Regions from separate parts of the Mus musculus genome. Here region 1 is linked to region 2. Evidence: chromatin loops called from intact Hi-C (ENCODE). Cell type or tissue: left cerebral cortex. All regions are shown on one strand. Links, peaks and the distances in the headings refer to the core of each region. The heading gives the core; the rest is flanking DNA.

Region 1 (16,118 bases), core at 2,675-10,674, 1.2 Mb after region 2:
TCTGTCTCGGGACGTGTGTTGGACAAAAAATATACTTCATCTCTATCATCCTGTTCCAAAAATCTGCCGCGAACACCCGCTGCACAGCCCTGGCCAGGTATTTGGCATGTGACTGTTAATCAACAGGTAGAGTCCCAGCTCTCCCGAGGGCTGCACTCCTGTGTGGTGCTGGAAGAGAACGTCGCTCAGGATAGCTTGCTGCAACTTCCTTTACTGGGAGGAAAACCACGTACTTTGCCATGGGAGAAATGGCCTCCCTCCCTCATCATGCACGCCCATCACTGACAAGGATGGGTGTGCTCTGGGATCCAAAGATTAGTTGTGATTTTCTGGGTGGTACCTTCTAAATATGTGAGTATGTCACATTATACCCTGTGAATCTTCTCCGTGTCAGAAAGCAGAGAGAGACAGAGACAGAGACACAGACACCACAGACAGACGACAGACAGAGTGCACTTGCCTAGTTGCCAGAGCCTTCCTTCAGAAATAGCTTTTATTATTATTATTTTTTTTATTTGTTGTTGGGGGACATCCTCAGTTTCATCAGAATTAAGGAAACTACAGTTCCCACAGTTCTCATGGGGTTCAGGAGACCAGAAAGGAATGAGCTGCTTCTGAGGCTCTGGGCTTGCGGGCTCTGGAGCTGCAGCCCTGGTCTTGCTGGTGCAGAGACCTATGCAGCCCATCTGTCTATGAGAGCCAGCTGCTGTGAGTGGAAGGTTTGCACCCCTTCACATTGCTTCCAGCACCCACCACAAAGTGATGTTAAGAAGAGGTGGGGCCTCTGGGGTGGGAGCTTAGGTCACATGGCTGCCATCAGGATCAGTGCCCATAAGCAGAGTCCAAGAGATTTCCTGTCCCTGTCCTGTGCCCTCACAAAGAAAGCAGGAAGCCAGGGAGAAGGGAAGAATTGACCCAATGTCCAGAGTTCCCAGCCTGGGTGAGGGATGGGCTCCTCTGGAAGCCCCTCTTCCTCTGTTGGCTCCGACCCAGATCCGTTCACAAACGGGAGCCAGGCTTGGCGCAGAGATCCATGGGAAGAGATGGGCTGGGGCGGCATCCAGATGCCCAGCTCACTTCACCCTGCTCAGACTTCTCATACCACTGAGCGCTGAGCCAGTTTGTTAGAGTTGTCATCAGAATCAGACCCCTCCACTGCTTGTACCGCAGGCCCTGGCAAAACCATACCTATTATCCACCAAAGATCTCCCCAAAGAGCATAAATCAACCCCTCTTTGTCTGTCCTGCAGGCTGTGTCTCTGTCTGTCCTGCAGGCTGTATGTGCGCCACAGAGTCCCAGCCCTCGGGTTCATTTGCTCTGTTCCGTTCATGTGTTTGTCCTTAATCATTCCTCCTATGATTTTTATTTTATTTTTATTTTTATTTAGACCATAGGCAGTAGATCTCTCTGAGTTCGAGGCCAACCTGGTCTACAGGGCGAGTTCCAGGACCGCCGTGGCTACACAGAGAAACCAAGTCTCAAAAAACAAAAACAAAACAAAACAAAAGCCTAAATCAATATATGTTAATTAGAGGGCAAGTATCACAGGAACAGAGAGCGTAGAAAGGGCAAGAACCCTGCTGACTTCCATTAGTCCTCAACCAAGATGACAGCAATGAATAGTTCGTGTCTATTCTTGTACTGCTACCCCCTAAATCTCACTCCGTGTGACACTTTGCCATCATTTCCCTCCTAACATATATCTTCAGCCTTTAGGATTCTACACTAACCCATCCCGGTGTGACCTTAAGCAGCTCCAAACAGATGCTTTTGCTTCCTCTTGCTCTTTACTGCTACTACAGAGCTGACATGGTGAGCATGTGTGCGTCTGTGTGGCTCTGGAATGAGCTCCTGGGCTGTTGGCAGTCCTCCCCTGTTGCTGGCAGGATGTGAACAACAGGCTCCTTCGTTACCTGTGCCTCAATGCGAGCATGCGCACATCGGTACGGGCGTGGGCACCGTGCGAGCATGCGCACCTCAGTGCGAGCGTGTGTATGCTTCCACAGGACCGAGTTCCTAAGGGAAGACTTGAGTTAGAGAATGGGTGTGTCTTTAGTTTTGAGAAATCCTGCCAAATACTGTAAGAGGGTTGAGCCAGTTTTTGCTCTTACTGGCAGAAGCCGAAGCACTCAGCTGTGCTATGGTGTTGACTTGGCTTTTACTAAAGGGCGACCTTAGAACACAGAAAATGTCGCCTTTGCCTTGGCGGTAGGATTTCTGCGTGGCGTGTGACGGCAGACATCTTCCAGCCCTGGCCAGACTGTCCCACAAAATGCTGTATATGGGGGGAGGGGGGGAGGGAGGGAGGGAGGGAGGGAGGGAGAGAGAGAGAGAGAGAGAGAGAGAGAGAAGACATTTTTTTTTCTTTCTGAGAAACCACAAGAGACAGGCAGAGGCAGGAAGCAGGGGCAGAGCTAGCTGGAAAGCCTCCACGCCAAGTTCTTCTCTTTACAAGGGAGCCTAGCATCACTTTTCCCTGAGTAGATGGGTCATATCTAACAACACACACACATACCCCCTGGCACATGACATACACTCTCCTGTTTCCCGTGTCAAGGGCACCATCAGTTGTGAAGATGAAAACGTCTCTAGAGGTACCATTTACATTCCTCCTAGGCCCTTCAGATAGCTGAGCATCCATAGAATGAGATCCAAATTCACTGTGATTTGGGGGTCCACTGGAAATAGAATCTCCACAGGTTAGACCTCAGCTGCGCTGGAAATGTTTAAAATTCTCTCTTCTCTATCTCCCTAGTCTACATCCCTATTCGAAGGACCCAAGACTGTTATGTGCAGTGTGTGTGTGTGTGTGTGTGTGTGTGTGTGTGTATGTATGTCTAGAAATGATTAGGAAAAAAAAGTTTAATATCTGAGTTCACTCACAAACATTCCAAATAAATCGTCACATCTCACCAGATGCTCAAACGAAGCTATGTTGAAAGACGGAAGATGGACTAATGCAGTGATCCCCACAGAAGGGACCAGTGTGGCTGGGACGGAAAGTGAGTCCCAGCCACAGAGTTTTCACACCATACCTCAGTTGAGTGACCATCCCAGAGGGACATCCCTAGGTCTCAGGTAAGTCTGCAAGCCACAGGGTTTTCCCAAGGCTTGACATACCAGGTGCCACCCAGGTGACTCTCAGACCAGCGATGAATCTGCACTGCTTTTCAGACCCTGCCTGCAGCTTGGATTCCCAGGCAATTGTTTTCAGAATTCATGGGCATCTTGGTTGGCTTTAGGAAGCTACTCTGACACACTGTCCAGAACCCGAACTGCTCCTGGCTCTAGGTTGTAACTGCCTGCTGTTTTCTCTCATCACCACTTTTAATTAAGTCCTTGTTTAGAACACAATGCTAACAGGAGAACCCCTTCTTAGGACTCAGTCACATTAAGGTCTGGGCTCCGGTTTCTTTCTTTTCTTTTCTTTCTTTCTTTCTTTCTTTCTTTCTTTCTTTCTTTCTTTCTTTCTTTCTTTCTTTCTCTCTCTTTCTCTCTCTCTCTCTCTCTCCCTTCCTTCCTTCCTTTCTTTTTTCTTTTTTCTTTTTTCTTTATTCTTTCTTTTTTTTTTTTACAATTCTTTCTCTTTCTTTTCTTTCTTTCCTTAGGCTCTGTGAAGTGAGCAGTTGAAAAACCACAGCCACAAGCTGTGGACCCAGAACAGAGGGGCACACACCTACTTCCTACAGTGGCCTTGCCGACATGTGCCAGACCATTATTCTACTACAATGAAATACCTGAAGTGGGTTACTTTGGAAGAAAAGAAGTCTGTGCCCTGATTTGCTTTTGTTGCTGGGATAAAACAAAGACCTATACAAACTTTGGGGGAGGAAAGGGCTTTGTTCATCTTACAGGTCATAGTCTGTCATTGTGGGAAACCAGGACAGGAACTCCAGCAGGGCAGGAGCTTGAAGCAGAACTGTGGAGTGACACTGCTTTCTGGCTTGTTCCTCTGGCTTGCTCAGTTCCCTTTCATATGCTGCAGGGCCCACTGCCTAGGAATGGCACTGCCCACAGTGGACTCGGCCCTCTTACCCTCCTTCTCAATTAGTAATTAAGAATGCCTCACAGACATGGTTACAGACCAGTCTGATTTGAGGTTTTCTCTTCTCAGTTGACTCTAGGCTTCTGTGAAGTTGAGAGCTGACAGTTTGTATCATAATTTTGAACAGAGAAGTCTCTAATGAGAGCTTATGTATGAAGTGTTGGGGTTCCATTTGGAAGGAAGAGGTCACACGTTCAAACAGGAAACCCCAGACCAGGACAGAGGGCAGGCTCACTCTTCCAGCAACTAAAGACCTCAAGGTCTCATGAGATCTATGCTAATTCCTTCTGAGGACAGCTCCTCCATTAGCGGAGGGGCCTGCCATGAGCTCTACCTCTTAAAAGGTCTGCTACCACCCACACCACTGCACAGGAGACCAACTTCTAACAAATCTTTAACAGACATGCTCAAACCGCTGAGGAGGGCGAGGTGCCCTTCCAACGGAGAAAGCTTGAGAACAGGCTCCTCCTCTTGGAAAAAGCCAGAACTCAAGGACAGAGATCCAGGTCAGTCCCTATGGAAAAACACCAATGAGGGGGCCCTCCTTTTCAGTGAGGACCCATTGCCTAATGGGCACACATACAGGTGCCTTCTGTGACAAGTGGAAGACAATTAGAGAAAACTGAAGCTTATCAAAGATCTACCACTTGCTAATGGGGGCAATTCTCCACTGTCAGATACAGACTTTGTCCCTGTTTTACAAGTGGGGAAACTGAGTCACAAAGAAGACAAGCGACTTTCCCAAGGTTTTTATGTCAATTGAAGTGTGCGAATGTAGAAAGCCCAAAAGAGAAAAAGAAGGGGACCAGTGGGGCTGGAGTTGGTGCAGTCAGGCAGACACTCCTTGATCCCCATCCCAAAGGCTCTTGTGACTTCGCATACGTTCTTCTCAGTGAGCTTACAATTCCCCATAAACAGACCTGGAGTGCCAACTTGAAAATCAGAGTCATTTCTCAGTACTCCCTTTTGTGTGTAGTCTTCAAATCTGGGCCTAGTGGCCCAGGTCTGTAATCCCATCACTCGGAAGACCGAGACAGGAAGGTTGTGAGTTCAAGGCCAGTCTTGGGCTGCACAGCATGGTCTGAAAGACAAAACAAAGCTCAGCTCAGCAAAGCAAAGCAAAGCAAAGCCCTCTGACACTAGACAGAGACATTCCCGTGGCGGCTGTTATTTCCTGGCCGGCTGCAGTGAGTGAGTCACCGGGAAGGGTGCACCTGGCCATCGTCAGGGCAAGACAGCAGGGGGAAAGGGCAAGCAGGCCAAAGCCACACCAGTCAACATCCCAGAGAGCCAAGAGCGGCCTCCCAAACAGGATGCATTCTTCCATCCAGCAACAGACCTGGGCACATCCTTCCTTTTCCATCAGAGCCTCAGTTGCCCTGATTTGAAAGCAACAGAGCTGATGAGAGAGCTGCTTTCTGTGTTCCTTCCTGTTTCCAAGCACTCCTCCTTGGGTCAGGGAGGTGCCCCCACTCCCCTATTCCTACACCCATCCCCTCCCCAACTCCAGGCTGCGAAAGCTGCTTTTGCATCTTGTTTTTCCACAAATACTTTGAAGTGACAGCATCTACATTTATCTTCCTCCGTGTGCTCTTGAAGTTGGACATTTGTTTAATTATCTCTGTCTTTGATCAAAGTCTCTAGAAGTCTCTAGGCTTCCTTAGTCCTGAATCTAGTGATAGAACAAATGCATCCAGGAAGAGGACAGCTGCCCTCCCCAAACCCACCCCTCCCGGAAACCTCAACAGCCCACTGGCTGCTAGGGCATAGAAATCCCGCACACGTTGGCTACTCTTGGCTGGCTACCTTTTGTCTCTCCTCCAGAGAGTGTTCTTGTGTCTGAGCTGAAGGAGATGGAGCGTGAAGAAGCTGAAAGATCTAACAGAGAGGAACGGCCGGAAGTTTACAGGGAAGATGGCTAGTCCCTGCCAATGGGGTGAAGAAGTCAGACATCTGGTTGCTGGTTTGTTTCCTGCTGAAATTTAGGGCAAAGGGGCCCTTAGAAATTTGGGTCTGGGAGAGTGGAGAAGAAAGGGAGTAGGAGGGAGGGAGAGGTGTGTGTGTGTGTGTGTGTGTGTGTGTGTGTGTGTACTGTTCTGTATGCTTTGGGTTGGAAGCTGTTGTTGAAAGCTGCGGAGGAGAGTCTGGCACAACATTCAAAGCCCTCGGCTTCCGGGAGTCGGCTATATCTGAGAAGCCCTTGCATGTTTGCCCTTGGACCAAGTCCACACTTTCAGGAGGAGCCCATGGCTTCAGTCCAAAGTCCTGCCAGATAACAGAAGCAGGGGGTGAACCTAGAATTCTTCAACCATGGGACAACTGAGAGTGAAGGACAGGAAACCACAGTGCCCTGCACCCCCATCTCACTAGGACTTTGTGCCTTCAGCCCTTCACATCCTACCGTGTCCTGAAGGACAATGGCCCACCTCTGGTTCCCACCATCCACTATTGTCAGGGATATTAATCCCCATTACACAGAAGAAGAAACAGGGTCTGAATAGAGACATAAACTAGCCTTCACTTTCAGAGTCTTGTCGGGCCAGATGCAGGCTCAGATTTGTTGCGACACCGGGTGCTTGAAGGACCTATGAAGAAAGCTAAATCCAGCAGCAACTGTGGCTATGCCCTCAAGGTGCTGTTTCTAGGTCAGGTAGGATAGGGTCCATTGTAAAAACCCTAGGGCTTCCTGAAGCTTCTGCTGGTGGTTACTGCTCCAGGGCATACTGTGTCAAAAGCCAACCCAATTTTGGAGCATTACCTCTCAGTGAGCTTCAATGACTAGCTCTTATTTTAGAGGAATAATCATTGAATTGATACTATATGAGTCCTTCAGCTTTCTGCATTTTATTGCTTTCATAATATCTGGGAAGATGGTTCTTATTTTATGTTAAAAACGTCAGATGGAAGTGCCGTGTTGATCTCCCTTCCTTCCTTCCCTTCTTCCACACACTGCCTGCCCAGTATTTGTTGGGAATTGCGTCTGACGCTATATGGCAGTAAGGCAAGCAAATGGGAACTTTGACTTCACGGTGGAGATCGCTGGCTATACATAAGAAAACACGTTTGAGCATTGGCAGGGGGTGTGTGTTTCTGATGGAGAGGGAACTAAAGAGATCAGGGAAGCAAGGAATGCTGACAGCAAAGACCTTGTATCAGGCAAGACCACGGTGAACATCGCAATCTAGACCAGAAGGCACTGTTGTCTGAGATCCAGGGAGGTTGGGGCTGAGGCCAGTAGCTAGTTCATAAAAGCCTTTAGCCACCTGCATGTTCCTTGATTCTCCCAGCGGTGCAGAGAATGGAACCAGCTTCACTGGAGAGTCAGAGAATTATCAAGGTCTGGCCCAGTAAAATAAAAGCCCATGCCAGATTTGCTTCATGGGGCAGGGGTAGTGGTCTGTACCAGTGGCAGATGGGCCACTGTGTCACTGAAGTGCAACGCAGTCCATGTAAGGACACTGTTGGGTATTGGTCAGAAGGTTTTCTTACTCATCAGCGCACATCTAGCTTCTATGAAAGACAGGTCACCCTCAAAATCCCCATGTCCAAAACCAAAAGTTTGCTAGCCTCTTTCACTCCTGCATCTATACTTGGGGAAACAGCCAGGCTAACACAGTGGTCCTCAACCTTCCTGATGCAGCGACCCTTTAACACAGTTCCTTATGTTTCGGTGACACCCCCCCCCAACCATAACATTATTTCATTGCTACTTCATAACTATAATTTTGTTACCCTTACAAATTGTAATGTAGATATCTGATATACAGGACATTTAATCTATAACTTACCCTGTAGGGGGCTCATGACCCATAGGTTGAGAACCATGGGGCTAGAGAGGTTTTTATCAACTGAGTGAATCCTTTCTCCAGCTTGTGGTGCTGAGTGTCCTCTCTTCAATGCATCTCTTTCGAGCTGTGTGGATTCTTGAGCCAGGTTAGTAATAGGAACATTTGGGTTCCCTAAGAATTAGCATATTTTATGTCCCAGTTTACATTTTACAACCTCTTCTAGTGAAACCTCTCTGCAGCCCTGACAGCAGGAGAGATGGGTGACCATCTTGCTTTATACCTCTTGTTTGGCTGTACTCACACTACTTAGCGTGTGGCATGATGAAGTATTATCTCCCATGTGTATATTCTGTCACACCTTTTTTCCATCTTCAGAATGTCTGAAACTTAAGGAGGCTTGTCTGCCTTGCCTACCATTATATATTCCCCACCCAGAGAGTGAGGCCTGGCCTGCAGCAAGCAGTCAGTAACTATGAGTGTAATGGATTGGCTATTGAAACTTATTTTACAGATGGGCCCGAGGCTTAGCCAGGTTGATTGACCCAGATTCATCCAGGTATTAAAGAGTTGAGACGCAAAACAAAAAAAACTTCAGTTTTCCCCTGAGGACTTTTGCTGGGATATGGCCCATCTTTGGGTGACATAAATACACAAACATAACGATAAGAGACTGGCCCAAAGGCGAATCTTTACTAACTCAGAGGCTGATTTTCAAGTAAGGGAAACTAGAAATGATAAAATGAACAAAGCAGCAAGGGAAAGACAGGCAAACGTCGAGAGAAAAGCAGAAGAACTCAAAGCCTATGGAGAGAAACAGAGGGACTCGGAAGCCTAGGGTCCTGAGACACCGGTTGGTGAAGGTGATTGGTCCAAGAAACTCCGGTGACTGACTGTGGTGCTTATTAGCTTGCCAGAGCACAAGCTGGCCTCCAGACTTTCTCAATGTCACAACTACCTGTGGCTCTTCTCAGCTCTTCTCTGCCCTCTACCCTAAACACTCTCTGTCTCTCTGTCTGTCTGTCTCTCTGTCCCTGTCCCTTTCTCTCTGTCTCTGTGTCTTTGTCTTTCTGTCTCTGTCTCTCTTTCAGCTTCCTTTTTCTTGGTCTCCTCTCTGTCTCCTCCCATCCCCAGCTTGTGGCTGGTCCAGTCTTCTTTCTTCTCTCCCTTCTCTGGACTCCTGCAGATGCCTCTGGGTCTCCTCTCCCTCCTATCTACAATAAAACCTCAGGAAGCTGTGCTCTTCCACAGAGGCGTGGGGGGAACAATGGCGTCTTTTACCTTGAAAAGAAAGACTCCTAGCTGCCTTCTTGGGAGCAGATGGAGAGAAACCGTCTTCACTCAGTTATCTTTAAAGGTGGGAACTTATGTGCTTATTGTACATGCTAGCCTTAAACTTGAGATTCCCCCTGCCTCCCCCATCCCCTGCCCAGTGTTGGGATTGCAAGTTTGACTGGTTTGACTTAGCATCCTTGTAAGGTACCCCATAACCTCAGTTAGCGGTACTCCCCCACTTCTCATTAATCAAGAGCAGAGCAAATGGCTGGACTGGTTCATGACCCAGTTGTCTTATTGTGAGCAGAATGTTGTCTTTAGACAAACTTTGTGCCTAACCACCAAAGCCTATGAAATCATGTGACTTTGAGTGAAGGGAGGGGAAGCGACCTCTCACCCTAAAGTAAGTGCTGTCCTGCCTCCCAGAGCCTGGTTCTCTGATGGCAGAGTGTGGGGAGGAGAAAATCCATTGGGAGCTGAGGTGAAGATCTCCCTCCTACCATCAAAGCGCTGACCGCAGGTCTCTGAACCTCTGCTCCCGGGCTCGGGCTCAGCTCCTGCCTGCCCTTGAACTCTACCTGTCTCCTTTCTCGGAACTGCAGTCTTCCAGTGGCTGTAGAGACAAATGCTAGGGATGAGTGGGAAATGACATTCCTCAGAGTACCTCAAAAACAAACAAACCCCCAAACAACACTCCCCTGCCCCGCCCCCCCCCCCACCGCCATACTGAAACCCAGCAGCGTGCTAAGTCTCTGAAACAGCCTGATTATCACAACTATTCTGAAATAGTCCCAAGTGCTGACCACCAAGGTTTGCTGAGAATTCTTTCAAGGGAGCCAGGATGCCCTAGCATGGGTAACACACAGTATCAACAGTTTTCCCCTTAGTCCTTATTCTCTTTGGTAGAAATTCTTCCCAAATTTAATTGACAGGCATTTTCTATGGGTTTCCATCTTGACCCTTTTCTGCACCTTCAGGGATGTTGGAAAGTAATCGGCCAAGAGAGTCAGCGCGCAGCTTCCTCGGATTGCAAACCTCGGGGTCCCAGGAACACTCGTGATTCTGCCGGAGCAAATGTACATCGCAGGTATGGCTCCTGCTGTGCTGGGGAAGTGTTGTATTCTTCTTTAAATTTCACACTTCACATTTTAGAATTTGACAGTTCATCAGACCCTTATTTATATCATCAGAACAAATATGGAGAATATGTGCTGAGACCGTTTTACCAACAGGAGCCACAATGACCCCAGCAACAAGGAGACAAAGTGGATTCCCATTTTCAGTGTCTGACCTAGGAGGCTTAGTGCCACCCCTCACTTCCCCGGCCCCGACACAGCCCAGGCACAGTCCAGGGAGGGGACACCCACGGGGCATCTTTCTAGCCCTAGACCCAGCCCCGCCTGGCTCTTCCCTAGAAGGGCTCAGAGCCAGGTACAAGCATCCCCTTTTTCCCAGGCTGCTGCATCCATGATCACGCCTTGGGATATTTTATTCTGTTCAGAGTCCCACAAAATCATCATTTAGCTAACACATAATTGTTGGGGACTTACAAGACGCCATTGTTCCCCCCACACCTCTGTGGAAGAGCACAGCTTCCTGAGGTCACCGAACTTCCAGAAGGAGTTAGAATTACCAGTGGCTTTACAAAGAATGGCTCCTTGCACCAGTCACGCTCAGGGTGGGGCTGAGGGAAGTCTGACAGGATGTGGTGTTCTCCAACTTAAGGCTTTCATGAAGAAAACAGCCCTGAAAGCCTTCTCTAAGGTATGCAAGCTTGAATCGGGATATTTCCACAGTGCTCCTCCACAGAGCTCCTCCTCATACAGTGCCCCTGGAGTAATTGCTAGCTCGAGGATGCTGGGGAAAAAAGAAACAGTCGCGGCAGGATGGCTGGACTCAGCGAGCACGGAGGAGCAGGAGGCATCTGGAAGCAAGGCACAAAAGGATGAAGCTTCCAGAGAGGAGGAAGGCGCTGAAGAGATTCTGCTCTGGGGAGAAGCTGTGTGCGTATCTGCACGTGAATGTGTGTCTATATCTTACTCTGTGTATGTGTTTTTGACCTAGTGTAGTTTTAATTTTTTTTTAATTTTATTTTATGCATTGTTTTCTCTCCCTCTCTGTCTCTATGTCTCTGTCTCTCTGTCTCTGTCTCTGTGTGTGTGTGTGTGCGCGCACGCACTACTTGCGTGCCTGATACTCGCAGAGGTCAGTTGAGGGCATCTATGCCCTGGAATGGAGTTTGGATGATTGTAAACCACCTTGTAGTTCCTGGGAAGGGTCCTTTGCAAGAGCGACAAGTGCTCTTAACAGTAGAGAGAATCTCTTATAACCATCATCTGTCAATAAAAAAAAAAGCCGATAACCAATCAGCTGAGACAGGAAATAGGAGGTGGAACATTGTCAGGAAGAGAGAGGATTCCAGGAAATAGTGAGAAAATAAAAGGAGAGACTTGGGAAGAGATTTGAGAGGCTGAGAGAGACACTAAGGAGATGTGAAGGGAGAAGCAGCCAGGACTGAGGACAGGTAACTAACCGAGTGGTAGACATTGAATAATTTGAATGAGTGAAATAAGTTACGAGCTAGTCAGGGGATACGTGAATGCTACAACCTAGGCATTTATTAATAAATAATCAGTCTCAGAGTCGTCATCCCCGAAGCCGGAGCTGGAAAAGAAAAACTAGGAATTTATTTTATTTTACACTTACATGCTGAGCACTCTCTCCAGCCCAGCTATTTTTTTTTTACATTATTATAAAAAAAAATTGTTGTTCTGGAGGTGGGGATGTAGCTCAGTTGGTCGAGTGTTCGCCCAGAGTTCACAGAGTCCTGGGTTTGATCCTGGAACCGTGTAAACTAACCAGTGATGCAGGCCTCTAATTCCCGCACTCAGGAGGTGAAGGCAGATGGGCTCGTGACAGAACACTACATATATACATATATAAGTTCAAATTAGGCCTTTTATGTAAAAAAGAAGGAAGGGTACTTCCCAAAGACATTAGAATTTCCATAGGATATTCAAAATGATAATTAGTTTTCAACAGCTCTTCTAAATCCCCTTTCTTGTCTCTGAACAATGCTTCCAGAAGAGTGGCCATGTTTCAAGTAAAAACACTCTCAAGGCAACAGAACGGGTGAACAACTTCAAAACAAGATGAAACTCAAGTGCTCGAGACTCTCCATCGACACTGGTACATCCTTGGCGAGACTGGGGTGGAATGCGTTTTGCAATCTGATTTTTTTTTCTATTAACACTATACTTCAGGGCTTCACCTACCACTTTCTAGAAACTAGCAACAGTACTGAAAGCTGCATCTGATAGATCTTTAATGTTGTCCAAACTGAGATTTTTTTAATTCATTTTTATTAGTTGTGTGTGTGTGTGTGTATGTATGTGCATGTATGTGTGTACATGTATGGGTGCATGTGTGTGTGCATGTGTGTGTGCATGTGTATGTATGTATGTATATATGTGTGTGCATGCTTGTGTGCATGTGTGTACATGTGTGTGCATGTATATGTATGTGTGTACATATGTATGTATGCATGTGTATATGTGTATGTGTGTGTATATGTCTGTGTGTATGTGTATCCTAGTTTTTGTTTGTTTTCATTTTTTACTGGTGTTGTTCTTCTCACTCTTGGTTTTGGTGATGACCAAAACAACAAAACCCATCGCTGTGCATTTTTTTTAGCTTGACTATGAGACCTATAAGATAAAGAGTGAAGAGTGAAAAGCTTGAACAAATGGGGATTTCAGGATAGCACCCTGGGCCTTGTCAGTGTTCCAAGAGGTAAGCATGGGAGGAACCAGGAAGTCCTTGGCGTTTATCCTTTCATTCCAACCCTCTTTTCACCAGTGCGGCCTCACCATCTGAGCTGTATACTCTGGTGATCCCGACAGAGAGCTCAGGCACGAGGGAAGGCAGAGGCAGGAGGAGTGGGCGGCCTGCATCCGAGGAGTCTGCAGCTGACACACATCACAAAGGCTGCTGCTGACCGACTTCCCACTGTAGGCAGCTGGGGCTCAGTGCAGCTGGAAGACTTGGCAACGGTGTGGCTCCCACTGAGAAGCAGGCGGACTGTGGGAGGTAGACATGGAGGTGTTGGTCTACACAGTCCTGACCAAGTGTTTGTTGAGAACTGATTCTTGAGTACTACATATCTGCTCTGTCGCTTGTCTAGGGCAGCCGTCAGAGACTCGGGCAGCTGATAAAGAGCCACAGTGCTGGGAAATGACTTGTTGAGGAGCTGTTAGGAGCGAACAGAGTCAGGGTGGCAGGGTCAGGGTAGCTGGGTCAGGGTTGCAGGGTCAGGGTAGCTGGGTCAGGGTAGCTGGGTCAGGGTAGTGGGGTCAGGGTAGCAGGATCAGAGTTGCAGGGTCAGGGTAGCAGGGTCAGGGTAGCAGGGTCAGGGTAGCTGGGTCAGGGTTGCAGGGTCAGGGTAGCTGGGTCAGGGTAGCTGGGTCAGGGTAGTGGGGTCAGGGTAGCAGGGTCAGGGTAGCAGGGTCAGGGTAGCAGGGTCAGGGTAGTGGGGTCAGGGTAGCGGGGTCAGGGTAGCAGGGTCAAGGTAGCAGTGGCCTCAGCACTGTTCTGAAAGAACACAACACCTCATGGAACTCAGCACGGCCCACTTACTGGAAGGAATCAGGAATCTTCTCTTGGGGACACGTGCGGCTCCCTGGATACTCAGAATGCCCCCTTTCTTTGGGAAAGGCTTCCTTATACTCTGTGTCCTTGGAGGAGAGAATCCCTGTGACCAGGCTTATCACCCTGACGGCTGCAGGAGGCCAGGCTTAGGCTCACGAGCTTAACAAGAATCATTGGCTCCTCCAAGTCACAAGAGAGGAACCCAGAGCTCAGCAGCAGGGTCCTGTGTATTCTGCCCAAGAGGACTGTCAACAGAGTCATAAAATGTCATAAGATGTTTCTTCATTAACAGCAAAGAACAAAAGACATTATATTGCCAGGCAGGGTGGTACACACCTGTGTTGCTGGTGATTGGGAAGTGGATACAGACGGGTGAGGTCAAGGCCATCCTGTACTTCAGAGCCAGTTTAGTCAGGCTGAGCTTCGTTAAGTCCTCTCTCTCTCTCTCTCTCTCTCTCTCTCTCTCACACACACACACACACACACACACACACACTGTTACACATACACTCACTCTTCCTTATACACACACTCACAACACTCTCTTACACACACACTTATACACACATTCACACACACATATACTCTTACACACACATTCACACACTTACACAACTCTCTTACACACAGTCTCTTATACATACACATTCATAGCATCCTCTCTTACATGCACTCACACACACACTCTCATGCTCACAACACTCTCTTACACACACACTCATACACATACTTACTCTTATATTCATACACATCCATTCTTACACACATTCACATACACTTACACAACTCTCTCTTACACACACACTCTCTTATATATACACTCATAACACTCTCTTACACATTCTCATACACACTCTCACACATATTTTCTTACACACACATTCACACACTCTCTCTTACACACACACACACACACACACACACACACACAAGAAGAGACAATTGGGAAAACATGCTAGTTTCCAAGGAACATATGTCAGGATGACAGGATGACAGTCTGTCAGAGAACAAGCAAGCACTGTTGGGATATTAAGCTATGGAAATCAGAATGGAGGTTCCTCCAAACCTACAAAGAGACACACCACACGCCCCAGCTTCATGACTTCTGGGTATTTATTCAAGGCAACATCACAGGGACACCTGTACATCAGTGCTCACTGCAACAGTGAGTTAAGTTCGGGTACCAGCTTGGGTATCCAGCAATCAGGGATGGTGGAGAAAACACAGCTTGTAAAATTCAATGGAATTTAGTTCTGCCATAGAGAATAACAGGGTCATTGTTTGCAGGAAAGTGGAGGCAATCGGAGACAGTGATATTAAGTAAATTAACCCAGTCTTAGAAATACAAGGACCTATGAGTTTCTCGTGTGTGGTTCTAGACTTTACGTAGCTGTACAAAGCCATGCATGCAGATTACAGGAAAGTAGACACACAACATCGGGGGAGCAGAGGGGAGGGGCAACCAGGGCGGGGCAGGGAAGCTGTAGGTTCTTCATGTACAGTGTGGCAATCACTCTAGTTTTGTTTGTTTGTTTGTTTTATGGTTTATTAAATAAGTATTTTTAGAGACAAACATTCTGCTTCTGCTGGTGATTCACAGACACCTAATATCATTAGAGTATTGTCACAGTGCTATCAAATCATGCTGCCTCACCAACTTTAAATCTAAAAATAAGTTTGCAGTTTGGAAAATCAGATGCAGGAAATTTCTCACACATACAGTACAAGAGGCAAATGAACCAATCACACACATGTATACACACACCAAGCAATGGTGAGTATTAAATATGATGAGCATAAGATAAGGGAACAGATACCTGCAGAGGTTCTGGTAGTTCAGTAACTGGAGACACTAAAACAACTGGCTAAAGAGATAAGATGTCAGGAAGCAAGGGACTTGGGGAGCCGCCTCACTGGATAAAGTTCTTGTCATGAGCATGGCTCCTGGGGTCTGGATACCCAGTGCTACATGAGAACTAGGAGAGCAAGTTAGCTCACCGAAATCCCAGTGTTAGGCAGGTGGAGACAAGAGCTCCCCAGGACAAGCTGGCTAGCTAGATCAGGCAAGCAGCAAGAGACTCTCCCTCACGGGAAAGAGGTGGAGGAAGATATCTGACCTTAAACCTTTGACTTCAACATCGATGAACACATGCATACTTGCACATATATGTAGCCATACACACATCTTCATATGCACATTAAAAAAGGAAAGAATTAACAAATGTCTAAGCTGTAGAAAAATCTGCATTTGGCTGGGTATAGTGACACAGGCATGTGATCACAGAATTTAGGAAGCTGAAGCAGGAGGATGGAGAGTTGCAGGCCAGTCTGGGGTTGCACAGCAAGACCCTTGACAAAAAATAAT
Region 2 (16,118 bases), core at 3,451-11,450:
TTGCTACCATATTGCCTGACTCTGGGGTCCTAAACACTGTCAACTGTGTGTGTGTGTGCACGTATGCATGCTATTACTCTGTTGTGTCTGCTATCCCTCTGTTATGTCTGCTATCCCTCATGTATGCTATCCATTTGTTATGTCTGCTATCACTCTGTTAGGTTGGCCATCGCTCTGTTATGTCTGCTGTCCCTCTGTTATGTCTGTTTTTCCTTCACCAAAGTTGAGTTTTGTTTTGATACGTGTTACCTCTTCCCTTTCATTGTGCTATGAATACCCCAAACATGGCCAACTTGTTATCAAGGGGCACTTGGGAGGTCATTGGGCTTTACTTCATAAGCACACTATCATGGACATGTCTTTGGATGGGCCTAGGTTCTCAGGAACGCACCTAGTGTGGGACCCAGTGCTCACCATAAAATAAGTGAGCACTCGGCTTTAAGAGAAGTGGTTGGACCATTTCCCAAAGTGGTTAGGCCAATTGCTTTTGCTACTACTGAATCAAAATTCAGTGGTAGCAACACATGCAATTAAAAATAAAAACCAGAAGCAAACCTATAATCAAACCCACAGATCCAAGTGAAAACTGTGCCAAGCAGCTATTGTTTCTCAGGCGCTCTCCTAGCTGAATGGGACCTGTGTGTGTGTGTGTGTGCATGAGAGAGACAGAGAGAGAGGCAGAGAGAGACAGAGACAGAGAGACAGAGACAGAGAGAGAGAGACCGAGACACACACAGAGAGACAGACAGAGAGACAGGCAGATATATATGGAGAGAGAACAAGAGAGAAAGAGAGAGGGAGAGGGAGGTGGGGAGAGAGAGAAGTGGGGAGAGGGAGCAGGAGGGTCAAGCTCATGAATGAACGCATTTAAGGACACAGTAGTGTTTTGAATGTTACAGAAAAAAAAGCTGGTAAGGGAACTATAGAAAAAATGTATTTACACTCTAATGGGAGGATTCTGTTATTCTTTCAACTTTATAGTGTTTTTTCCCCCCAACTTAAGGGGATAGATAATTTAAAAAATAGAAATAGATGGTACATAAAAAAAGAGATGAATCCCTCATTTTTGTCCAATGTGCAGGTGATGTTAACTCTGGGTAGCATCTCTGTGTGTTCACTAGACTTCAGTAGTTTTGTTGTTTTTTAAATATTTATTTGTAGGGGTTGACATGTTCACAAAGGCGCATCTATAAAGGTCAGGGTACACCCTGCAGGAGCCAACTCTCTCCTTCCCTTAAGTTGGTCCTGGGGACTGAACTCAGTCATCAGCCTTGGCAGCTGGTTCCTGATAAACCATCTCAAACCAGTGAGACTTTTTAATGCCCGAGTTTCCTGTAACTTATACACTGTCTCTGTCTCCATGGTTTAACATGCACATTCTTTCTCGTTCACTTAGCAGAACAGTGTAGACATTTAAATGTGGCATTGGGTTTCAAAAAGGACATTTTAATTTGTTAGATCACGCCAGTGAATATGTGCATTCCATAATGTGCCAATCCAGGGTTCTGTGGATAGTCAAGTACTTGGTTTTTATTCTTCCTTGTTTTGGAGCATGTGAGTCTTCCTGAATCGAAAAAGAATTCAGCCTCACATTTTCAAGAAGTAGAGACCTCTGGTGTCCTTACACACGCATCTATGTTGGACGGGAACCTGCAGAATCGATGACCCTTACCTGTGCTTGATGTTAGCGTTTCCTGGTCAAGGACGGTAGGTAACCCGCCATGCCCACCAGGAGACACACAGGCAGTGGTCCTACTCAGGGAAAGTGCACGGTCCTCCACAGCCTGCTGGGAGGGCTGATTCTCACTCCCCTCTGGGTTCTGCCAAGGAGACGGTCTTGGAGAAGCATCAGCTCATTTGAGTGTGGAAGAGAACCCTCTTCCCTTTCTCACATCTGCACCTGGCTTTGGGAATGTCTGCAGAGCCAGTTCTCTGAGGATACCACTGAAATTGTGGCAGTATTAATGAACCCCAGCCTCACTTATAATTGGGAGCAGATGCTCCAAGCCGGGTTCTTAAGTGCAATTGCGGCTGACGAATCCCCTGCTGCTGGCAGATCCTATAGATGTTTTAATGCCCTTGTGGTGGAAGAGGCTGAGGGGAGATCATTAAAAATCAAGTCTATCTTCACCATGGCGGCAAAGTGGCTTCTTCTGTAGCATACAGACAAGGCCTGGGCCCCAGCTCGGTCTTCGTGTGTGTCTAAGACATCTGCCCGCTTTTCATTACCCGATACTTCCTCCCACCCACTGCTCCTGCCAGGCCTGCTGGATGTGCTCACTGCGGAGAAGGGAAGGGAAAGAATTCCCTTATGTTCTTTCAGCATCATCCATGAGCTGGAAGCACGAAGCCACCTCTCTAGGCCTGGTCAGCCATTCAGAAATGTTTTATAGGCCATTGGTCTTTATCTGGAGAGGATTGCGTCCCTGAAGACTCTGGCCGCATCTGGCCACATCTGGCCTCATCTGGCTGCATCTGGCCACATCTGGCCACATTTTGAGTTGCTATAGTGCGTGGGCAGGGAGGGGCAAATGGTGTCTAGTGGGAAGGGTGCTGTGTAGGAAATCTTCTTTTCCCCCAAAGAAATCTATAGTCAGGTCAAGGTTGTAAAAGATAGCCCATGGGTAGGCCATTCCTTTTATGGTACTTGAAAAAATTAACCTCTTTGAGAATCTTTTGCATGTATATCATGTACCCTGTTCCTATATTTCAAGTCCTCTCAGCTCCTCCTTCCATATGCTCCTCCCAACTTCACGATCTCTCCACTTTTTCCTTTTTCATAACTCACTGATTCCAGTTAGTGCTGCTGTTTGTGCACGTGAATGGAGGGTTTGCCACTCACTGGGGCAGGGGTCACCTACCGGGGTCCACACCCCTGGAGAGAATGGACTCTCCCCTCTCAGCCAGCAACCGCCATGAGCTTCTCTGCTAATGACAATAAATGCAAAGTATAGTTGCCAGATTGGGGAAGCTGAGGACATGGACATCTACCCAGCCGCCCTCTCAGTTGTTCACTTAAGAAATCAATGGGCAAATGGCTCCCTAGGTCTCAGGGGTAGGGGCGGGGCAGCTGGGAAACAGGCATCGAAGTCCCTGCCCTCAGGGAGCTTATACTTTGAGACACACACCCTCTTGCAACATTTGACTTCTCTAAGATTAAAGTCAGGATTAATTGAATAAATATGTTTTGTTTCATATCCTCGGAGGGGAATGTGGTAAGTTACTGTAGACAACCCACTATAATCAAGGCCGTATGACTTTTATTGTTTTTTGTTGAGAGAAAGAGCTACTGGGAGTTGTTCAAGATGCTCAACGCTTCCCTGTGAGTTACGGGAACCGTCTTCACTGCAAACCAGAGGCCCATTTAATTTTCTTACCTCAAAGAGTAGAGGAATGCAGAGGAAAACATTTCCATTCCCTCAGAGTTGACAGTTTCCAGATGGACAGGCCAGGACCATCCCTTGGTCTTTGTCTTACCATCCAGCTCATTAATATGCCTTACTGTCAACAAGGGGGGTTCTCTCTTTCAGCCTGTCCCTGTCCTTTATGCTGAACAGCAAGCTTTTATGACCTGCTCTATGACTCCACAGCAGTGTCAGTTGTGCCATGTGGCCCAGCATGCTTCAAGCTTGGCCTGTTCCAGGGTGTCCTGATTATGGCTCCGGCATGAGCACCTCAGCTCTCATATCCCCACTTCTGCATACTGAGGGTCATCATCTGTGGTCAGCCCAGTCCAACATTCTTCCTTGAGGCAGGAAAGGAGTCACAGCCTATGACAAAGTCATCGAGCCCAGTAGACTCACAGGTGACGTGGGATCCTGTCTTAGTCTTGGTTCAAGTTGTCTACAAGTCTAGATAGTACAGGTGGATGAACATCATCTCTGTTTGGATGTTTTTTTCTTCATAATGGGTCTTAGGATAATAGGAATATCGTGTGGTCTACCCTAGGCTGGTGGCATGACTTAGTGCCACCTCATCTCTTCCTTCCACTGCCGCCTCCTCCTCCTCCTCCAAGCCTCCCCACTGACTGTACTCACGTCCAGCCTGTGTTGCTCTCTCAGCCTGGCTGGCCTCAGATGTGAGCAGAGTTGAATGCTATAGATGTGGGAAGGGGTATGGGGGTGTGTGGACAGACACAGTTCATGTTTCTGGTCTGGCCTGAAAGCTTTTTTTTTCTTCTTTTTTTTCTTTTTAAGGATCCATTTCTTGCCTGTGTAACTCCAGTGTTATACTAGGCTGAAAGCATTCTTTCTCTTCCCTAGGCCTGGATTAATTTCAAAGATCCATTTAGTTATTTGGCAAGCTCTAAGGTACCTGGGGAAATGGAGGATGCCTGTCCTATAATACACTGCCCCATTAGCACAGCTCTGGAGGCTGCCTCCTTCCCTTCACGTAGATTTGTGATCACAAAACATCTGACCTGGAACTTGGCACCCAAATGATCTACAGTAGGGTCTTAGACACTTTCTCTCAGTAGGCTTTAGAGTCTTATTCTTTCTTTGCTATGCCCGTCCCACTGTAGAACTAGTCTTTCTGTAAATGTTTTAGTAACACACAGAACAGACTAGTGGAAGAGTCGGGCCTCTGAACGAGCAACAGGTGTCAGTACAGACACAAGCAATCAGTTTGTGGTGTATGGGCGGGGGGGTGGGGGGGCGAGGACAGAAACGGGGTCTCTCTTCCTATCATTCAGCTTAGGTAAATTCTCCCCGCCCCTTAGCTCAGGTGAAAGCTTCAGTTTGAGAGACTCCGTGGTCTCCATCACCAAAGCTTTCTTTATCAAGCATGGCCCAGGCTTGAGTGTGCCAGCTCAGCCTTAAGTCCTGTTTCCGAAGGCACCCATGCCTACTCAACTAAACAATTAACTAGGTGATAGGAATGCAAGGTGTTGGGGGTTGATCTGGGAAGGTCATCCCGTCCCAGTGAAGCGGTTAGTTAAGCTTCCAGGAGAAGGTGCCATCTCTGAATTGTAAGGTGGCTTTTGGGGGAGAAAGGGCTAGGTGGCAGAGAAGGATGCTGACCAGGAGTGTGCCTGAGGAAGCATCGGCACCCAGATGAGCCCCACTACCCCACATAGCTGAGGCTTTGCCCAACGCCCCATTCACAGATATTCTGTCTAGCAGCTGAAGGAAGCTGAAGGAACTTAGAATTTTAGTTTCTTCTTCTGGTATCTTTCCAAGTGCTAGAGAAGCCCGAGTCACAACCAGAGCCACCCTTCTCGAAAGATCGCAGCTCTCCTCCACCCTGCTCTGTTGGGCCTTGGTGTTCTTCCATGACAAGATGCAGCAGCCTTTCTTCTTCCTTCCCAGAGGCTCTTTGTTATTTAGTGTAATCTGCTTAGTCCCTCCTGGCCCTAAACTTCCCACTTTCCATAAAATTCTTAGGCATTCTCCTGTCCTACTTTCAGGCTGGAATACGGGTGGAGCCATTCTTTAGAGGGGGTCAGGTAGGCATGAGGATTGGCAGTAAGCTGGAGCTCCACCACATTTACACCCCCTTGGCTATACATTGCTCTTCTATTCAGTGCTCACCCTCTCTGTACTGGGAGTTGGATGTAATCCACATCTCCAGGAATCTGTAATCTCTCTGCAGGGCATATCTTCTCTGTGTGGAATGATACAACTCTATCTCTAAGGAAAGCAGGAAGGCACATAATGGGATTAGTGTACTGCACTTGCATGGGCTGATTAGCTCCGATTGTCTCAGGGCGGTATTGATTGTCTTTTGAAAGTTATCGCAGTGTTTGTGTGTGTGCATGCTTGTGTGTGTGCACACATGTGCCTTAAGGGGTGCAGAGGCGAGCAGCCTCCGCTTCCCGAGGCCAGTTGCCAACACTTGGCCATGTTTACTAAACACGGGGTGGGGGAGTGATTTTGACTTTTTGAGGGATTTCAGCCTGGGGAATAAACACAAGGCATTCATTTACTTTTGCATTCTGCTTTCTCTTAATAAGATGGATTCATTTTCCTATTATCTTAGGATTTAAAGCCAAGACCAGTTGAGTTGGGAGCCTCCATCTGACATCAGATTTGAGCCCTCTTTCCCATTGCTTCACACCGTTAGACTTGTGGTACGCTGTCGGATGCACACTTGGTTATTTAACCCCTTCACTCCCAGGCTAGAGGTCAAGATGTGCCCTCTGGAGGACCACTTCCTTGATGTGGTGGTTCACTCAGGGTCAACCTCTTCCTCTGGCTTATATATAATATTTTTGCCTTAAAACTGTAAAAGCCCATTTCTATACCACAGTGCTCATCTCTTATGGGTAAGAAGGCTCCAATATTTTATTCAGGACAGTGGCTGCTGAGGGTTCTAAGGCCTGTGGTTACAGACAGGGTAGCAGGAGTGCTAAGCTTAATATCCCGTGACTCTTAAGATGATAGTTTTGAGAGCGTCCATGGGGCAATTAGGGATATCCTACCATGTACCCAGAAAGCAGAGAAGTTATATACATGGCCAACGGTATTAAATATATCCCAAGAGCCTCCTCTCTGGTGAGAAACCCATCCCTATCCCATGCAGGTTGTCTTCATGGAGGGGTGCATTAGATGGAGTCCTGGGCTTTCTGGGAGTTGTTCCTTTGTCTCCTCAACTCTCTTCTCCTCTTCTTAGCAAGGGGTGGAGGCACAGGCTTCCCCAAGGCTGTTCTTTCTCTAGATTGACCCAGTCCTCTCTAAGCTGCTTTCCCTTGTTTGGTTAGTCATAGTGCACAGATAAGCAAGCTTGCCGCCTGAGGATATATCTGAATTGGGAACTCAATTTTTTTTCTCAGTTGTAGATCCCTTTCTTCCTTTAATAAAGCAGTTTGCTCATAATGACTTTTGGTAGCATTTGAGGGGAAATGCATTTTCCCCGGGGAACCTGGCTGATCTCACATGCCCGCAAATGCTGGCAGCTGTCACCCCACTTCCCCTTAGTCATCCAGTCACGCAGACTTGGGAGTGGCGAGGAATCTTCACTGTAGAGAGAAGCTTCTCTCTAAGAATTGTTCTCTGCCTTGCCACCACTGCCCGCTTCCCAGCAGGTAAGAACGTGTAGGTTTGGTCATCGTGAGAACGTGGGGAAGGAGTAGTAAGAACCCACCCTTGTTTAACATGCTTGTGAAATAAGGGCCTGACGTTCTGCTTGGTAGCATAGAAATTCCTTGTCAATATGAAAATGTACAGCCTGCACGCTGTCTGTTCTGCTTATTGTGCGCACACCCCGCCCTGAATTTGCATCCCGGGTACTTTACACAGCTCATTTAGGAGGCCTGAAGTGGTTAAGTGGCTAGCCCAGGCAGGAGCGCTAATGGGAAAGAGGCAAGCTTTAAATCTGTTGTCCCTCCAGTCCTTCCTCAAGCGGGAAGTAAACGCCATCCTGTTTGACAGGAGCCAGACTTACTCCACTGTTTTGTGCACACCCCCCCCCCCCCCCCCCGCCTTCCCAGAGTCTCTTGGATATTCTGAAGTGGGAGTGTCCTCTGACAGCTTTTAACAACAGTCCTTAGTGCCCGGTGCTGTCCGAGGTGACATGTGGAGCTTAATGGGGGGCTGTCTCTCTGTTGAAAGTAGGCTGTCTCCCCTTCAGATGCAATCCTTCCCCAGGGAGCAGGCAGGGGAGATGTCATGGTCCAGTGGCTATTGACCTGCTCCCATACTGAAGAGCTTTTAGGGCCTGCTGACAGCTGAAGGGCTTGCTTTGACATCTGACTCCCCCTTTCTTCCCCATGAGCCACGCCAGGCAGTGTCACCGGAGCCAAAGCGAGAGGTGGTGATTCCTACCTCAGCATCTTCCCTGTTTTTAGAAAACAAAAGAGATAAACATGAGAAAAAAAATCTATACACTGTCCCTCCAAGAGAGCTGTATTGCTTTATGTGTCTATACGCACATGCTCTGAAATGACATGGTGTGTTTTATATGCCTCTCCCATTTAAAAAGCTACAGAAATACCTTTCTAGGTAGTCCTCTGGTGGATAGATAGTCCAATAATTTATTTTAAAAGTTTTTTTTTCTTTTGGAAAGAAAAATTTTTGGTTACACATTTGTGTTACTTCCTACTTTCTCCTGTCAGGAAGAACATGTTAGGGGCGGATTAATTCATCAGCCATCTCTACAACAATTTCCTTAGGAAACATTTTTCAGAAAAAAAAATTTTTTTAGGGAATTTCTGTGAAATAAAAATATGCTGAAATAAAAGCCTTTAGATATTGTGGTGAGGGTTTGATCCCAGGGCCTCTCACAAGCTGGTTGAACGTTCTTCTACCAAGCTGTATCCCAGCCACAGGGCTTTCCCTAGGTTGTCATCAATACCTCTAGAAACCTCCAAGACCCTAAATCCTTCCATGGGCTTAGATCTTTACTCTTTAAGCCTTTATATTTCTTTATCATAAAAACTATTTCCCCTGGTGTTTTTGAATTGGTATCCTTGTGATCATAGTATTTTGTTTGTTTGTTTTTCGAGACAGGGTTTCTCTGTGTAGCCCTGGCTGTCCTGGAACTCACTCTGTAGACCAGGCTGGCCTTGAACTCAGAAATCTGTCTGCCTTTGCCCCCGCCACCCCCCCCCCCAAGTGCTGGGATTAAAGGCATGTGCCACCACTTCCTGGCTAGATCATATTATTTTTTTTTATTTAACATGTAAAGTGCACTTGCTCCTGGTCCCATGATCTGGGTCATTGGGTAAAACATTTGCTGCATAAGCCTGGTGGTCTGAGTGTGAGCCCTGAGCTCCACAGAGGAAGGAGAGAACGGAGTCCTTGGAGCTATTCTCTGACCTCTATGTGCATGCTGTGACATGTGGAATAATAATAATAATAAAATAATAATAATAACATTTGCTCTTGCCTCTAATCTACCCTCTTGTTCTTTTATCTTCCTTATTACCTAGCACAGACAGCCACTTTTATCATCATATTTATGTATGATATAAATATGTAAGTTACATTTGTAAATAAATACATAAAATTATATAATATATAATATATAATTGTAAAATAAAATAAAATAAAATTATATAATGTATTTCCAACGTTTTAGATCAAGGTGTCAGGTCCAAGGGGCTTTCGGCACCGGATGGATGAACTGAGGCAAGACGGCTCCAAGGTGTGGTTGAGGGGAAGGTTATATTGTAGATAGGAGGGAGAGGAGAGCCAGAGGCATCTGCAGGAGTCCAGAGCAGGGAGAGAAAGTAGTAGATTGAACATGGCCAGCAGACTGGAGCAGGCCGTGAGCGGAGGGCAGAGCATGGTGTGGGGAGAGTGGGGGGAAGGGAAAGGGGTTACCTAGGGGGAACCACGTGAGGGAGACAGGAAGAGAGAGGACCAAGGGAACACATGAACGGAATGGCGTGGTTATACGGGACCGAGAAGCTCGGAAGGAAAGCTCGGAAGAAGTTTAGGGTAGGGGGAAGACTGAGAAGAGCTGACAAGAGCCAGGAGGCCAGCATGGACTCCAACAGGTATTCACAACACTGAGAGAGACTCTGGAAGCCAGCATGCGCTTTGGCATACAGATAGGCACCACTGGTAGCCATTTGTCGAGTTTCTTTTGAACCTGACGCAAGGTACGATTATCTGAATATTGTTTGTATATTATTTTTTTAATATATTAAACATACTGACAAGACACTTAAAAAATACCAAAAACATAGAAACTTTTGTCCCTTGTGTTTAAAGATGTTCTTGGTGGACATATTTTCTGAGACACCTACATTTTCAATAATTAACAGATCTAAGAAGTTGACCGTGGACACAATAATGGTATTTGGTCTACAGTAAAGTTCCCACTTCCCCACAGGGTTGTCAATAGCTGCTTCTCACTTCAGGAGCTAGTTGGATACTGAAGGTTGATTCTGGTTATTATTATTATTATTATTAAAATCTAGAAAAGGAGGACATTTGTCAGTTTCTTTTGGGAGGGAGGCATCTTTTGGGACATGGGAACTTTTGGAGCACGAGACCCATGGTTCCATCAGATGTCACCCAATTCCCATACTTGATCACTTCTTCACAGTGAGGTTCCGTAGACTTTTTGGCAAGATTGCACTCCTCTTTTTTTTTTTTTTTTAATGTTGAGACAGGGTTTCTCTGTGTAGCCCTGGCTGTCCTGGGACTCACTCTGTAGACCAGGCTGGCCTCGAACTCAGAAATCCACCTGCCTCTGCCTCTCAAGTGCTGGGATAAAAGGCATGCGCCACCACCGCCCAGTAAGATCACACTTCTGAGTGATGTATTCCCACTGAGTCACACGAGGACCCCGATGTCAGTTGGTTTCACTGTTGGCCTTGCTCAGCTTGGTCACACGATTAACGTGGTGTCGGCTACATCTTTTCTTTGCAAGTGCCTTAGCCCCTTTATATGTATCTGATAAACCTGTGGGGCAGGACTCTGAGGCCCTCCTGTTTTTAATAACCTCTTGCCCGATGATTTTAGCATCCTTTGAAGGTTTTGCCTACCTCACAGGCCTCACTGGGGGCTGTAACGTGATGGCGTATAGTTCTACCGACCTTCGTACATTCAGACAGTAACATTTTTAAAGGAAGGAAGGGAGTTCCCTCTCCCCTTTTGGATGCTGTGAAGAGGTGATTCCTTTTCTGAGCTCAGTGTTAATGTGCTTCCTGGGATAATTACTGTCATTGTTCCCCTGATGCTGTGGTTGTTTGACTTGGGGACCATCTCAAGCTCCTATTCATGTTCATGTGGACAGTCTTGTTTCTTGGCTTAGGAAGGTACATCTCAGCCTATTCTTCATTCTTCCAGGCCAGGAGTCAGACCTTCATTGAGAACATTGTAGGTCCTTCTAATGAGAGCTGATGTCTGTAAGCCTGGCGTGGGTACGGGTGTACTCACTATGGCTGGGACTTGTCAGTACACCTTGGTGCATTAAATGCACCAGGGCCTAGAAACCATCTGCTCCTACTGACATTTCCAGTGTAACCCCAACACTACACCATGAGCTCACATACATTTCTAATTTTCCCAGAATGAGAACCTTGATTTCCAATAACGTCAATAATTGTACTTACATGTTTCAGTCTATAGCATAAAGGGAACCTAGGAATTATCCACCAGCACTCTTGAAACAAACCCACTGACACTCCAGACCACACAGCAGCCCCTTCTGTTCACACACTATATACTATCTAGCCTCAGAGAGAAGGGTGCTCCAAATGACTCGAGCGAGCTGCATTCCTAAGAGAAGTGATGCTGTTAACATCTTAATTCATGCTTAGACTTATTGCTGCTTGGATCCAACTTAGTTTATTGTAATTTAAAAATTATTTCTTAAAACATTTACATGGTCATAAAAGACAAACTTAAACACCTCTCTTTGATGTCTTAAGTCATTTGGAACGCCCTGCTCTATTAACTTTGGATGCCAGAAGGTGTTAAGCAACCAAAATGCTCCTCAATAGGAGTGACGGACTGGATAAACCACTTAGATCTACACAGAGAAAACACCTCTGTCAAAGAGGGAGAGAGGCCTCATTGAGCTGCTATAGAAAGGCCCCGTACATTTTTTAGTGAAGAAAGCAAGTTACAGAGAGAGAAATGAGACACATACAAACATGCCGAGGCACCCACATGTGCACACATGCACCCACAAGATCAAGAGATAGAAAGGAGACAACACTCACATATATTCAAACATGCACATGCACCTACATCCACCCATCCACACATCCACGTGTCATGTAGTGTTTTAATCGGCGAAGAACCACATATGTGACATCACTTGGTAACATGCTAACCTTCTTAGTTTATGTCACGTGATGATGCTTGCACGGCTAAGGAAAAGCCCATTCATCATACGCCTCCCTCATGGAGTAACAGATGACTGCATGCACGTGGGTCAGAGAGGAGACTAAAGCCTAGCTGCACTTGTTTGTAGGGAGAGACACAGAAATGAGGGTCACACGTCATGGGACAGCAGGGGCACCGAATGGTCTGACGGAGACTCCATTTTCTGTGCTGCCAAGGGCTGAGGTTCTTGCTTGGTCAAAAAGCATATGTGTTTGTTACAGTAGTGAGCAGTACCAAATTCCAGCCCCTCTCCTGGCTTGTCTGGTTAGCCCCCGCCCAGCCGTAAACAGGTGAGCAGTAAATGGGAGTGTATTCTGTTCCTCAAAGCCCCAAAGCCAACTGGGTTTTATCTGTTTGCCTGCTTGGTTATTTTTAGAGCCAGCACAAGAAGCGATGGGTTCGTTAAGGCCGTTTCATGTGTGCTTGTTCGTATACTTTCTCTTTTTCACTTTTGTTAAATTATTATTTTTAAGGAGTCTCCTACATGAGTACCGTGTTTGCATCATTTCCACCTCTGACACCCCGTGCAAGTCCTCTCGTGCCTCCCCCTTTCCCTCCCTCCCTCCCTCTCAAATCCATGGCCCTCTCCTCTGTAATTATTGTTACTACAAACAGACACTGCTTCTTAATTCTTCTTCTTCTGTGCTGGCCTCCCTAGCCCCTCCCCTCTTGTTGGTCCCCATTATGCTCTGCACTTCTGCTCTCCTGCTATGTGCATTCCTTTGCTCTGTAGTCCCAACACCTCTTCTCTCTCCTCCTGGTCCCCTTCCTACTTTTATGCCATAAACACACATACCACATATACACCACACACACACACACACACACACACATACACCACACACACCACATACACATACCACACACATATACTCACCACACACATACACACACACCATATACACATATACCACATACATACCACACACACACTCACTACACATATACATACCACACACACATATACTCACCACACATACACAGTACACACACACCACACATATACACACACCACACATACACACTCACCATATATACATACACACCACACATACACACACACACTTGCCACACACACATCACACACACACTCATACACACATACATAACACATATACCACACTCATACACATCACACATACTCATACATTTATACACTCACTCATACACACACATACACTCTTACATACATACTCATAAGCACACATACATACATATAACACATTCATACACACATGCTCATATATGCACAAACTCACAATATACTAATACATACACATACTAATGCACACTCTCACATTAATACACACAGATAGTCATACACACACATACTCATACACACACACATACACACATTTATACACTCATACATACATACACATACTCATAACACACTCATACACACACACCATATACATATACACACACTCTCATACATGCACAAACCCACACATACAGTGATACACACACATACTAATACTCTTACATTAATACATTCATGCACACAGTCATAACACAATGCTCTCTCTCTCTCTCTCTCTCTCACACACACATACACACACACATACACACACACACACACACACTCACACTCACCTCTTTCTTAGGCTGGCTTATTTCTCATGACACAACGATTATTGACCTGTTGGTGCACACCTTGGCTGATTCTCTCACTTGATTGTTATGGAAAGTGCAGTGGTGATCCTGGATGTGTGGGTCCTTCAGACGCAGGAGCCCAGGAGGGCTGTGCCTGGGCCATGTGCCGGTTCCTATGTTAGATTTCCAAGGAGCCTCCTACTGCCTTCCATGCCGGTGCGCCCTTAGGGATCGAGCGGCCCTCCCATCCCTCTTCAGCTGTTGTCAGTCTCCCTCTTGTCAAAGCTTTCCCAGCTGGGAGTTCACATTGGAAAAGGAGAATTCACTGTCCTGTAAGTGTGCACTGCGCACCTTTTGTGCACCTGTTGTTTGATCATTTTTCCTTCCATTATCACTCCTATGGTGTTTGTTTGTTTGTTTGATTGGTTGGTTTATGTCTAGGCCTGCTGTTCCCTGGCAAAACCCCTTTTTTTCTAGGTGAGGTAGTTAAGGGGGCATCCAAGGAAAGATAGCATAGGGAGGCTCTCCGTACCAAGGACCTCAGCCTCAGCATTAGAGCCATGGATCAGCCCTTTCCAGAGTCCTTGCTGGTGTGTCTCTTCCTGAGCCTAGTTCATGATGCTGGTGCCTGGTGAGCTGTCCTGCAGATGACCTCTGTGGCAGAGGATGCTTGACTCTAGGCCCAGCTGTGACTAGAGGAATGTCGTCACCATCACCGGCAGCATTTCTGTTCTCCTTTGTTGTCAACTGCTCCCTGACTCTTTCCTGCCCAATCCACTGAACTGAATCACGTGCCCTGTTATTCCCCTGCCCGCAGGCCCTGTGTCAGGTGATTGCCTCTCTGCTGATTGCAGGCTGCAGCCTCCTGGATCACCTAGCTCTCAGCCTCTCCTTTTGCTGTTGGGAGGTGGAGTGAGCACCATCTTTCTAAAGGAGATGCTCCTTGGCTTGCTGTTGGTTCAGGGCCTCCCAGAGGAAAACTGGGCTGAGCTGCAGTTTCCCATGGGTCTGATGTGCTGGCTTTTGCACACCATGAAATAGAGGAGCCCCCCAGAGCCATGCAGGAGCGTGGACGCACCCTTCCCTTTACTCTGTGCCTGATGGGCTGCTCCACTCGTACAGTGATGGAGGCTACTATTGATCAGGAGCTCACCATGTGCTGAGGGCTTATGTCCTATCTGCTGAGCCTTTGCAAGAGCTGAGTGAAGAAAGTTGCACCATTATCTATCTTGTTTTAGTGAGGAAGCTGGTGAAGTATTTTAAGAGTACAGTAAGAACACACACACATACATACACCACAGATAAACAAACACACACACACTATACATAAACACACCTAGACACATCACACTATACATACACACAGGCACATACACATCACATCATGCACTTACACACTAAACACACACAGACACACAATTATGTGGAAAATAGCAATTGACTCCTTGAGCATGTATCTTCTGAATAGATTATTCTGGGATCAACCCATTTGGAGACCCCGTAGAACAGATTGTGGTTAACTAAGATCAAGCTATTGCTGAATGATGCCAGTGCTTCATGAGCACTTACTCTGGGCTCTGCTCTGGCCTGAGGACTCTGCCTGGCTGTCCATCCTCCCCTCAGCAGCCCTGTGTGAAATGGCTGTTTTCATCCCTGTTCTTGCTCACGTGTGGGGAGGCTCAGAATGCCCAAGGAGAGAGGCCCATCACTAGAGAGCCAGAGTCCAGGTGTGGCTGTCTTGCTTCCTATTACCTGTGCCCTCATTAGCCGGCTGCACGGCCCATCAGGAGGAGAGCCTCTGTGTAAAGCAGATTGTACTTTCATTTATGTTTTCTTGGCAAGCTGCACATATTTGGGAGTCTATGTGTTTAGTGATGTGTTTATAAAAAAATAAAGATATGTAATATATTCTATGGAAGTGTAGTGAGGTCTGGGGGAAGGGGATGTCTCAGCGGGTCCATGACAAGGCAACCCTTCCCGCTGAGGAACCAGCCACAGGACAGTATAGCATAGAATAGAGTTTATTCAGGGAATGGGGAAGGGAATTAAGATGGTAGAAGAGACAGAGAAAGGCAGAGAGAGGGAAAGAGTAGAGAAGTAGAGGCTGGCCATGACTACATGGAGAGAGAGGGGAAGGGAATGGGGAGAGAGAGAAGAGTAAGAGAGAGAGAGAGAGGAAGGGGCAAGCAGCCCCTTTTATAGTGGGCCAGGCCTACCTGATTGTTGCCAGGTAACTGTGGGGAGGAGCATACTTGGCTGTTGCCAGGTAACTGTGGGGTGGAGTTTAGACAGATTGCTAACATTTAGTGCCACAGGGAGCTGCAGAGATAAGCTCTGTATCTGGGACACACTCATCTACCCATTCACAAGGACTGTCCACAGAGGGTGGTAGCCAGAAAAGGAGACACAGAAGCTGTTGTGCATAGTGTCTGGACAGGTGTCAAGTGCAAGGTGTGGCTCTCTGTGCCCTGTGTGGGTGGACACTCCCGTGGGCGGAAGTACATCCATGGGAGCTGGAGCTTACAGAGTAGGGCAGCCCATCAGGCAGCCTTAAGATGCCCTTCAGGGGAGAGGAGATGTTTTCTGCACAGAATCCCATCAGGGTGACTAAAGCCCTCAGAACACTACACTGGGCCATCGGAGCACTAACAGAGAGGAACATACAGTGTGCTCCTTCCTGAGTGGAGCCTCTGTCTCATGAGCTGACTCCCTGGGGAAAGTCCGATGCCCCTGCATGCA

What was found. Hi-C counts contacts between places; a loop is a spot of excess contacts. Peaks named below come from ENCODE experiments on the same cell type or tissue, not always from the same donor. Only the 100,000 strongest peaks of a DNase experiment are listed, where the experiment ranks them.
Region 1: it touches region 2 in a loop (11-fold over the local background); 2 of 42 quality-filtered maps call a loop at or near these places.

Annotation. Positions count from the first base shown.
Region 1 is chr13:56,668,435-56,684,552 of GRCm38, reverse strand. It overlaps Gm32965 (a long non-coding RNA gene), which reads left to right and starts at 5,929. Exons shown (of 6, transcript XR_003950564.1): 1 at 5,929-6,009; 2 at 10,084-10,193; 3 at 10,903-11,109; 4 at 12,191-12,295; 5 at 12,800-12,898; 6 at 13,009-13,508. Gm32910 (a long non-coding RNA gene) reads right to left here and starts at 5,936. Exons shown (of 2, transcript XR_382495.3): 1 at 5,853-5,936; 2 at 4,781-5,127. Gm33019 (a long non-coding RNA gene) reads right to left here and starts at 1,949. Exons shown (of 3, transcript XR_382497.2): 1 at 1,732-1,949. In left cerebral cortex, for the core only: no CTCF peak of the experiment used is centred there; no DNase peak of the experiment used is centred there.
Region 2 is chr13:57,880,698-57,896,815 of GRCm38, reverse strand. All of the region lies in intron 2 of Spock1 (sparc/osteonectin, cwcv and kazal-like domains proteoglycan 1), which reads left to right. Among named protein-coding and RNA genes, the nearest start is that of Spock1, 20 kb to the left of the region's middle. In left cerebral cortex, for the core only: no CTCF peak of the experiment used is centred there; a DNase peak (open chromatin) is centred at 6,902.